Linked DNA regions of Homo sapiens: all the other regions are linked to region 2. Evidence: chromatin contacts called from ENCODE Hi-C or POLR2A ChIA-PET data. All regions are on one chromosome and are shown on one strand. Each heading gives the region's core, a stretch centred on a gene start or an enhancer-like site at or near the end of the contact. The rest is flanking DNA. Distances are from core to core; before and after follow the strand shown. Region 1 overlaps IVD (isovaleryl-CoA dehydrogenase). Region 2 holds the start of CCDC32 (coiled-coil domain containing 32). Region 3 overlaps DISP2 (dispatched RND transporter family member 2).

The links. Hi-C counts contacts between places; a loop is a spot of excess contacts on that map. ChIA-PET counts read pairs that join two places held with the same protein, here RNA polymerase II (POLR2A). Pooled maps may share reads with other maps.
Region 1: a pooled map shows a loop between it and region 2 (4-fold over the local background). The contact joins the enhancer-like site here to the promoter of CCDC32 in region 2. A Hi-C loop is called at or near these places in 3 of 50 pooled maps. POLR2A ChIA-PET finds 5 or more read pairs at or near these places in 7 of 52 experiments (HEK293T, K562, MCF 10A and 4 more).
Region 3: a loop to region 2 is called in a map of CD4-positive, alpha-beta memory T cell, with 5 times the contacts of the local background. The contact joins the enhancer-like site here to the promoter of CCDC32 in region 2. A Hi-C loop is called at or near these places in 2 of 168 maps with a recorded cell type or tissue (CD4-positive, alpha-beta memory T cell and naive thymus-derived CD4-positive, alpha-beta T cell) and 9 of 50 pooled maps. POLR2A ChIA-PET finds 5 or more read pairs at or near these places in 2 of 52 experiments (B cell and activated naive CD4-positive, alpha-beta T cell).

What each region holds. Positions count from the first base shown.
Region 1 is chr15:40,420,452-40,423,435 of GRCh38, forward strand. It overlaps IVD (isovaleryl-CoA dehydrogenase), which reads left to right. Exons shown (of 12, transcript NM_002225.5): 12 at 1-857. Among named protein-coding and RNA genes, the nearest start is that of IVD, 16 kb to the left of the region's middle. Within about 2 kb of position 1,625, at least 9 of the 41 ENCODE cell types and tissues checked have a DNase peak (open chromatin) inside an H3K27ac peak, as active enhancers do.
Region 2 is chr15:40,563,764-40,566,671 of GRCh38, forward strand. It overlaps CCDC32 (coiled-coil domain containing 32), which reads right to left and starts at 1,279. Exons shown (of 4, transcript NM_001080792.4): 1 at 1,213-1,279. RefSeq lists enhancers at 1,678-1,727, 2,207-2,501.
Region 3 is chr15:40,365,890-40,368,989 of GRCh38, forward strand. DISP2 (dispatched RND transporter family member 2) reads left to right here. Exons shown (of 8, transcript NM_033510.3): 8 at 1,169-3,100. The region is part of intron 3 of LOC124903472 (a long non-coding RNA gene); the gene reads right to left. Among named protein-coding and RNA genes, the nearest start is that of DISP2, 9.2 kb to the left of the region's middle. RefSeq lists an enhancer at 1,437-2,328 and silencers at 2,111-2,290, 2,411-2,490. Within about 2 kb of position 1,567, at least 19 of the 41 ENCODE cell types and tissues checked have a DNase peak (open chromatin) inside an H3K27ac peak, as active enhancers do.

The DNA.
Region 1 (2,984 bases), core at 375-2,874, 140 kb before region 2:
TCTGGGGAGAAGCAATCTACTTGCCGCTGCTTCCTGTCTGGATCCAGCTTGTGTCCTTGGAGAGTGGCTGGCCCAGGTCCTATTCCTGTCCTCCAGCCCGTTCTTTCATGAGGGACAGGAAGGTAAAATCAGCCCTTAGGAGAGAGGTCTCAGCCTCCCTTTCCCAGATCTCCCAGTGAGTTTTAAAGGAAGCAGGGAGCCCAGAGTGCTAAGTTCTTACAGCCAGAAGGAAGCTTATAGATTTCTGAAAACCGCCCCTTTGTTTTTAAAAAGATCAACACAATTTGACTTTCTCAAGGTCAAAACGAACTAGAATCCAGATCTGCTCATGGCAAAAATGGGGGTGTTCTGAGAATTCCAGCTTTGGGCCGCACTGTACAGCAGTCTGGATAGAGTGTGATCTGAGAAGGGAATGGGTCTGGGTTGTTCCACCCCTTCCGAGTTCCAAAAAGAGGGAACTGGTTTTCTTGGTTCTCAGCCCAGCAGCACCTATCCTGGCTCTTGGTCCTGGCCTGCAGCCAAGTGCTGTTCCTAGCCTGAGGCTTGAGACAGGTGGGGTTGGCTCCTCACCAACCCCAGTTCCGTCCCATCCTGAGGGCAAGATCCTGGGCTCATAGGCAGTCCCTTTCACTTCCTTGTCTTGCTCCCTGCTATGTTGGAGATGAATGTGACTAAAAGGGCCATCTTGCTGGCTTAATGTGTGGCTGGAGAGACCAGCCTGGAGACAATGTGGCAAAATGGGGCGCTTCATCCAGTCTGTCTAAGCCCTGTCGACTTGGGGAGGTGATTTCTTTCCTGGTTCTATATGTGAAGCAAAATAAATGTTTTAAAATTAAAAGCAAAAAAAACAAAATGAACCATGCAGCCTGAGTGGTAAATGGAAGAACAAGGGGCACGTCTACTTTGGTTCTTGTGGGCGTGTTTGGTTGCCTACATGCATTGGGCAAATCTGCAGCACCAGCTGCCAGCACTGCTCCTTCCTGCGGCTGGCTCTTACTCCACTCCAATTTTAGGCAGGTCACACTATCAGGGCAGCTCGCTGCTGTTGATGCTGCCTGCCCTGTGGGAGGGCAACAGAACCTTGGGATGTTTTTTAAGCGTGGTCTGAGCACACCCCTTATCAAAATTTGGCAACCTAGAATAAATGCAGGTTCCTGGATCCTGCCCCAGACCTAATCACATCCCCAAGGGTGAGTCTGCAAGGCAATCTTCTACAACCACCATCTGAGTCCTAAAGCAGGCTTCCCCAGGAGCCTAAGTCCTAATTCTAAATCCATATAATCTAGTGATAACAATCCCTTGCCCATGTAACCCTCTCAAGTCTGAGATCCTTGATCTTTGCACAACCGAGTGCAGGAGGCAAGGTTTCGCGCAGGGCCCCCTTTCAGAAGACCGGTAAGGTGAGTTGCCCTCGGTGGAATGGGACTAGACCTGGTGTCAACACACCGCGCGGTCTGGAGAGAGGTTCCCAGTCCCTGCCTGCCGGGTGGGAGCTGGGACCTAAGACCCAGGTGGCCATCTGTCGCGACCCCCAGCCTAGGGCAGGTCCAGAGTCCTTCCTCTGACCCTCTCCCTCGAGGCAGCGCGCTTCTTCGAGCGCAGCACTGGCTTGCCAGACGCAGCTCGAGTGTCGCATGGAGCTCGCCTGACCCCTGCCGGCTGCCCGCGGGGTTGGGTTGCAAACGCGCGGAGCCAGCCTATATGGCCTTTGCCTGGGGTTCAAGGCCCCCAGTTTGGGATTTCAGGACTCAACGACGTTTTGTTTTAGCCAATAAGGACATGAAAGGGAAGAGGGGTTGGGGGAAGCCTATCCTCTATTACCATCATTTCATAAAAGGCTTTTTTTTTTTGAGACGGAGTCTCGCTCTGTCGCCCAAGCTGGAGTGCAGTGGCGCAATCTTGGCTCACTGCAAGCTCCGCCTCCCAGGTTCACGCCATTCTCCTGCCTCAGCCTCCCGAGTAGCTGGGACTACAAGCGCCCGCCACCATGCCCGGCTAATTTTTTGTATTTTTAGTAGAGACGGGGTTTCGCCGTGTTAGCCAGGATGGTCTCGATCTCCCGACCTCATGATCTACCCACCTCGGCCTCCCAAAGTGCTGGGATTACAGGCGTGAGCCACCGCGCCCGGCCGACTTTTTTTTTTTTTTTTTTTTTTTTTTTTTTTTAAGACGGAGTCTCACTTTGTCATCTAGGCTGGAGTGCAGTGGCGCGATCCCAGCTCACTGCAACCTCCACATCTAGGGTTCAAGCGATTCTCGTGCCTTAGCCTCCCAAATAGCTGGGATTACAGGCATGTGCCACCATGCCTGGCTAATTTTTGTATTTTTAGTAGAGACGGGGTTTCACCATGTTGGCCAGGCTGGTCTCAAAGCCCTGGCCTCAATTGATCCACCGGCCTCAGCCTCCCAAAGTGCTGGGATTACAGGCATGAGCCACCACGCCCAGCTAGGCCAGGATTTTTATTTGTTTGTTTATTTATTTATTTTTGAGACAGGATCTCACTCTGTCACCCAGTGCAGTGGCGTGATCTCAGCTTACTGCAGCCTCGACCTCCCTGGCTCAAGGATCCTCTGGCCTCAGTCCTCCCCCTTGCCACCCACCCCCAGCCCCCCAGTAGCTGGAACTAGAGGTGTGCACCACCATGCCAGACTAATTTTTGTATTTTTTGTAGAGCCGGGCTTTCACCATGTTGTCCAGGCTGGGCTCAACTGCTGGGCTCAAGCGATCCTCCTGCCTCCACTTTCCAAAGTGTTGGGATTATAGGCGTTGAGCCAGTGTGCCCAGCCCTTAAATTTTTGTATATGCTTTATGTTCACTGTTTTAAAAAATACTACAGTTTTTAAAAGCTTATTTAAAAAAATAAAAGTCCCCTGTCCCTCCTATCCCCATTCCCACTCCCAGGACAAAACCACTTTTGAATCTTTAAGGGGCTTCTTTTGATAATTCACTTCATACCTCTAAGTGACATGCTTACTTATTGATT
Region 2 (2,908 bases), core at 29-2,528:
TCCAAAATGCAACAGTTCTATCTCCAGTCAATTAAATTCTGTTTTTTTTTCTTTCTTTCTTTCTTTTTTTTTTTTGAGACAGAGTCTCGCTCTGTCGCCCAGGCTGGAGTGCAGTGGCGCTAACTTGGCTCACTGCAACCTCCGCCTCCCGGGTTCACGCCATTCTCCTGCCTCAGCCTCCCAAATAGCTGGGACTACAGGCACTCGCCACCACGCCCGGCTAATTTTTTGCATTTTTTAGTAAAGACGGGGTTTCACCGTTTAGCCAGGGTGGTCTCGATCTCCTGATCTTGTGATCCGCCCGCCTCGGCCTCCCAAAGTGCTGGGATTACAGGCGTGAGCCACCGCGCCCGGCCCCTAAATTCTGTTTTCAACAGAACACAGACTAAAGGTCTTTCCACAGTTCCATATACATGAAGATCCTGCTTGGTAAAAAGTGTCTGTCAGAGAGTACTGTTACAATGCAAGGGCTGTGTGCTCAGCGCATGCAGTTCAGCCGTATGTCTCATGCTCTTATTTTAATACAATCACTGAAAGGTAGGTATTTTCACCATTTTACAGATGAAAAAACAAGTTCAGAAGGGTAACTTGCTCTAGGGCACATTACTGATATGTGGGGAATCCTTGACAGGAAAACCAGATCTGTGCTGCTCCAGAATCCATGTTTTTATCAAATACCATCCTGCTTGTTTGGAAAATATAACGAAAGCAGCCCAAGCACGGGCAGGTAGGAAAAGCTACGCAAAGAGCCTGGAGGCTTTTATAACTATCTAGGCATATGAGACAGGCTGACACCTTCTTTCAAGAGGAGACTTAGAAATCAGGAAGGCTGCCTGAGGCAAGGTCTGAATAATGCCAGGAGACAGAGCCCAGCCAGCGTAAAGGCCGGAAGTAAAAGGGACAGCTATGACACGGCGGTCCTGGGTGAACTGATGTCTAGCGCTACAGTGAACCCCCAACCCGAATTCGTCTAAAGCCACCCAAAACCAAAACTTTGCTCACACCAGAGCCCCGCATGGCCCCTTACCCCAGGGCAGGGCGTCCAGAACCACGCAGGAAATTCCGGCGTCCAGATCCCAGGCCTCAGTCGCTCAGGTCTCTAGGGCTGTCTGGACGGGATGAATCAGGTCCCAAGGCCTCTATGTGGTATTCCGGGGCCGGGCCAGAGTGGGAGATCCAAAACGCTGGGCACCCCAGCCCCTCCTCACTTACCGTAACAGCTGCCCAGTAAACGCTTGGCTCAGCTCTGTCGCCTGTAGCCCGGAGGAAATCGGGAGGGGCGGAGTCCCCTAGTGACGGAGCCCAGGAGTCCTCCAACTACCTTCCCACCCGACGATGTTCTGTGCGTCGATTGGTCGAGAGGAGCTCAGCGTGGTGAAGAAGTGAGGAGCAGCAAGAGGCGAGCGGTGGACGGGGCTCTGGTTGCCGGGAAACGGTGGAGTCACGTGCCCTGAGCATTGCCCCTCCCCTCCCGAGGGCCAGGTTGATTCCTTGCAGATCCAGGGTTCCAGTCCCTGCTTGGATAGGGAAGTCGTTTCCAAGACTTTTGACTTTTCCTAGTCGCCGGAGCCAGTTCACCTCCTCCACAACTTTCTCTGTCGGTGTTTGTCTTCTAAAAATTTCACCCCTTCGTTACCCAAATTAGAGCACTTCGGCGGCTTCTTTCCTTACTCTCCCAGGAGACTCGTGTCTCATTCATCAAATTATGAAGCTTTCCTTCATTCATTTAGTCAATAGATACCAAGCACCTGCTGTGTTCTAAGCATTGTGTTAAGCGTGAAGTTAAGACACATATGACTTGATATAAGTCCTGGAGATCCTTACAGCTTAGTAGTGTAGGAAGGGGGTCCGCCATGGAGGCATAAAAGTTTACAAATAACAGTAAACAGTGATAGACAGCCGGGCGCGGTGACTCACGCCTGTAATCCCAGTACTCTAGGAGGCCGAGGCAGGTGGATCACCTGAGGTCAGGAGTTCGAGACCAGCCTGGGTGAAACATGGTGAAACTCTGTCTCTACTAAAAGTACAAAAATTAGCTGAGCATGGTGGCACATGCCTGGAATCCTAGCTATTCGGGAGGCTCAGGCAGGAGAATCGCTTGAACCGGGAAGGCAGAGGTTGCAGTGAGACAAGATCGCACCACTGCATTCCAACCTGGGCAACAGAGCAAGACTGTCTCAAAAAAAAAAAAGGAGGGGGGCGTTGAGGATTATAGAGTATATGATGGAAGTGTGGCCAGAGTACATAAAGGAGAGAGTGGTCATAAGAAGTGTGTGTCAGAATGCTTTGTTGTTGTAGTTGTTAAAGGAGATGACCTTTGATATCCTTCAGGGGATAGATACCAGCTTGTTCATTGAGATCGACCCCTCCCCATCCCCAGCTTCCAGGATCAACACCAGTTACTCTCTCCCAAGAAACACGTGATGAAAGACATCAGCCAACCATCAGTAGCCAAGTAACTTGGCTGAGGAAATAGTTCTCACTCCAGCCTGGGTGACAGAGCAAGACTCCGTCTCAAAAAAAAAAAGAAAGAAAGAAAAAGAAAACAACAACAACAAAAACAACATAGTTTTAGGATTACAGATGTGAGCCACTGCGCCCAGCTAAAATACAATTTAAAATTCAGTTCCTGGCCGGGCTTGGTGGCTCATGCCTGTAATCCCAGAATTTTGGGAGGCTGAGGGGGTGTGGATCACCTGAGATCAGCAGTTCGAGACCAGCCTGGCCAACATGGTGAAACCCTGTTTCTACTAAAAATACAAAAATTAACTGGGCGTGGAGGCGCATGCCTGTAATCCCAGCTACTCAGGAGGCTGAGGTAGGAGAACTACTTGAACCCAGGAGGCGGAGGTTGCGCCACCACATCCGGCCTGTAATCCTAACACTTTGGGAGGCCAAGGTGGATGGA
Region 3 (3,100 bases), core at 317-2,816, 200 kb before region 2:
GTGGGAAAAGAAGAGTCGGCTGTTTTTAGAAGAGCCAAGATAGAAGTGCTGGAAGCGAGCCCATGCAGGGACTGCGGGTTTCCAAAAGGTCCTGAAAGGGCCCTCCAGAGCGGGTGAGGAGGCCCTGGCCCAGGGAGCTGAGACTGTGGGCTTCAAGGCCTCAGCCCCCATCAACCTGAGCAGTGCCAATCCAGTTATGCTAACTGGAGAATCATATACAATAACATCTGAAGAAAGGTTTGCTGCTGAAAATGGTGTGAAAACCACGCAGCAGCCCAGCCCCCCACTTCACACGAGGATATCCCAAGTACCAAAAGACTGGTTAAGAACATGCATTATAGAGTCAGATGTCTGAATTCAAGGCCAGCTCTAAGGCTGTCTTGCTATGTGACTTCAGCCATGTTTCTTAACGTCTTAGTCCCTCAGGCTTCATAAGCGCTAAATGGGGATGATAAACGTACTTTCCTCACAGGGATGTTGTGACAGTTAAATGAGATAGAAGTTGAAAAAATACAGCATAATGACTGGCAATAGTAATCTCTCAATAAGTACTGTGTTGCCACCATGATCTCAGGCCCAAGGTTACGCAGCCAGTTAGTGGCAGAGCAAGGGCCTCTGACTCCCAGGTCAGTGCTCTCTGTACTACGTCAGCTGTTGTGATGTCAACAACAGGAAAGGAGAAAAAAGGAGGCATGAGATTTGAAAAAGAAACAGCCCTGGGCCTAAGAGGGTTTAAGCGGTGCAGTGGACAGAGGGGAGCTGGGTTTTGGCAGTGACCCTGAACCTGGAATGTTTTGGCCTCCACTCTTCCCATTGCTTGCTTCAGCTCATTGGACCCTTGGCCCTGTTCTATCTGTGGCTGCTACCTCCACTTTTACATGGAGTTGGGGTGTGTGACCTACAGGGGCCCTTACAGCAGGGTCTCTGAGGCTGAAGCCTTGGGCAGCATCCCTGAGGCTCCTCTTTGATGAAGTCAAGATGTAGCTGCTGGCACCTGGGCCAGGAGCCAAAGGCAGCTGGGAGACAAGCCTATCTCACCAGGCTGTCAAGATCCCTCTCTGCGCTTGCCCTGTAGTGTGAAAGGAGATGAGAGAGCCTTGTATAGGACTGGGAAAACCTGAGCCCTTGGGCTGCCCCTGAACTCTCCCCTCCTGCGTGTGCCCTACAGATCCGCTCCCATACCAGCTTCGGGGCTCTGTGCCAGCGGACAGCAGCCAACCAGTGCTGCCCCAGCTGGTCCCTGGGCAACTATCTGGCTGTGCTCTCCAACCGCTCCTCCTGCCTGGACACTACCCAAGCTGACGCAGCCCGCACACTGGCCCTGCTTCGGACCTGTGCCCTCTACTACCACAGTGGCGCCTTGGTGCCCTCTTGTCTGGGACCTGGGCAGAACAAGTCCCCACGCTGTGCCCAGGTTCCCACCAAGTGCTCCCAGAGTAGTGCCATCTACCAACTCCTGCACTTTCTGCTTGACAGGGACTTTCTGAGTCCCCAGACCACTGACTACCAGGTGCCTTCCCTCAAGTACAGCCTGCTCTTCCTGCCCACCCCAAAGGGTGCTTCCCTCATGGACATCTACCTGGACCGGCTGGCCACCCCCTGGGGGCTTGCTGACAACTACACCTCTGTCACTGGCATGGACCTGGGCCTCAAGCAGGAGCTGCTGAGGCACTTCCTGGTCCAGGACACGGTGTACCCCTTGCTGGCTCTGGTTGCCATCTTCTTCGGCATGGCCCTGTACCTGCGCTCACTCTTCCTCACGCTCATGGTGCTGCTGGGGGTGCTGGGCTCACTGCTGGTGGCCTTCTTCCTTTACCAGGTGGCCTTCCGCATGGCCTACTTCCCCTTCGTCAATCTGGCAGCCCTCCTCCTGCTGAGCAGCGTCTGCGCCAACCACACGCTCATCTTCTTCGACCTGTGGCGCCTTAGCAAGAGCCAGCTGCCGTCGGGGGGGCTGGCGCAGCGCGTGGGCCGCACCATGCACCACTTCGGCTACCTGCTGCTGGTCTCCGGCCTCACCACGAGCGCGGCCTTCTATGCCAGCTACCTGAGCCGCCTGCCGGCCGTTCGCTGCCTCGCCCTCTTCATGGGCACGGCTGTGCTGGTGCACCTGGCGCTCACGCTGGTCTGGCTGCCCGCCTCCGCCGTGCTCCACGAGCGCTACCTGGCGCGCGGCTGTGCGCGCCGGGCGCGGGGCCGGTGGGAGGGCAGCGCGCCCCGGCGGCTACTGCTGGCGCTGCACCGGCGGCTCCGCGGCCTGCGGAGGGCGGCGGCTGGCACCTCGCGTCTGCTCTTCCAGCGCCTGCTGCCCTGCGGCGTCATCAAGTTCCGCTACATCTGGATCTGCTGGTTCGCAGCACTGGCGGCAGGGGGCGCCTACATCGCCGGAGTCAGCCCCCGCCTGCGGCTGCCCACGCTGCCGCCGCCCGGCGGCCAGGTCTTCCGGCCCAGCCACCCCTTCGAGCGCTTCGACGCGGAGTATCGCCAGCTGTTCCTGTTCGAGCAGCTGCCGCAGGGCGAGGGCGGCCACATGCCCGTGGTTTTGGTGTGGGGCGTCCTGCCTGTGGACACTGGCGACCCTCTGGACCCTCGTAGCAACAGCAGCCTGGTGAGGGACCCTGCCTTCTCGGCCAGCGGCCCTGAGGCCCAGCGCTGGCTGCTGGCACTCTGTCACCGGGCCCGGAATCAGAGCTTCTTCGACACCCTGCAGGAAGGCTGGCCCACGCTGTGTTTCGTGGAGACCCTCCAGCGCTGGATGGAGAGCCCCAGCTGCGCCCGCCTGGGGCCTGACCTCTGCTGCGGCCACTCGGACTTCCCCTGGGCCCCCCAGTTTTTCCTGCACTGCCTGAAAATGATGGCTCTGGAGCAAGGCCCCGATGGCACCCAGGACCTGGGACTCCGCTTTGATGCCCATGGCAGCCTGGCCGCCCTGGTCCTACAATTCCAGACCAACTTCCGGAACAGTCCGGACTACAACCAGACCCAGCTCTTCTACAATGAGGTCAGCCACTGGCTGGCAGCGGAGCTGGGCATGGCACCTCCAGGCCTCCGCCGTGGTTGGTTCACTAGCCGTCTAGAGCTGTATAGCCTGCAGCACAGC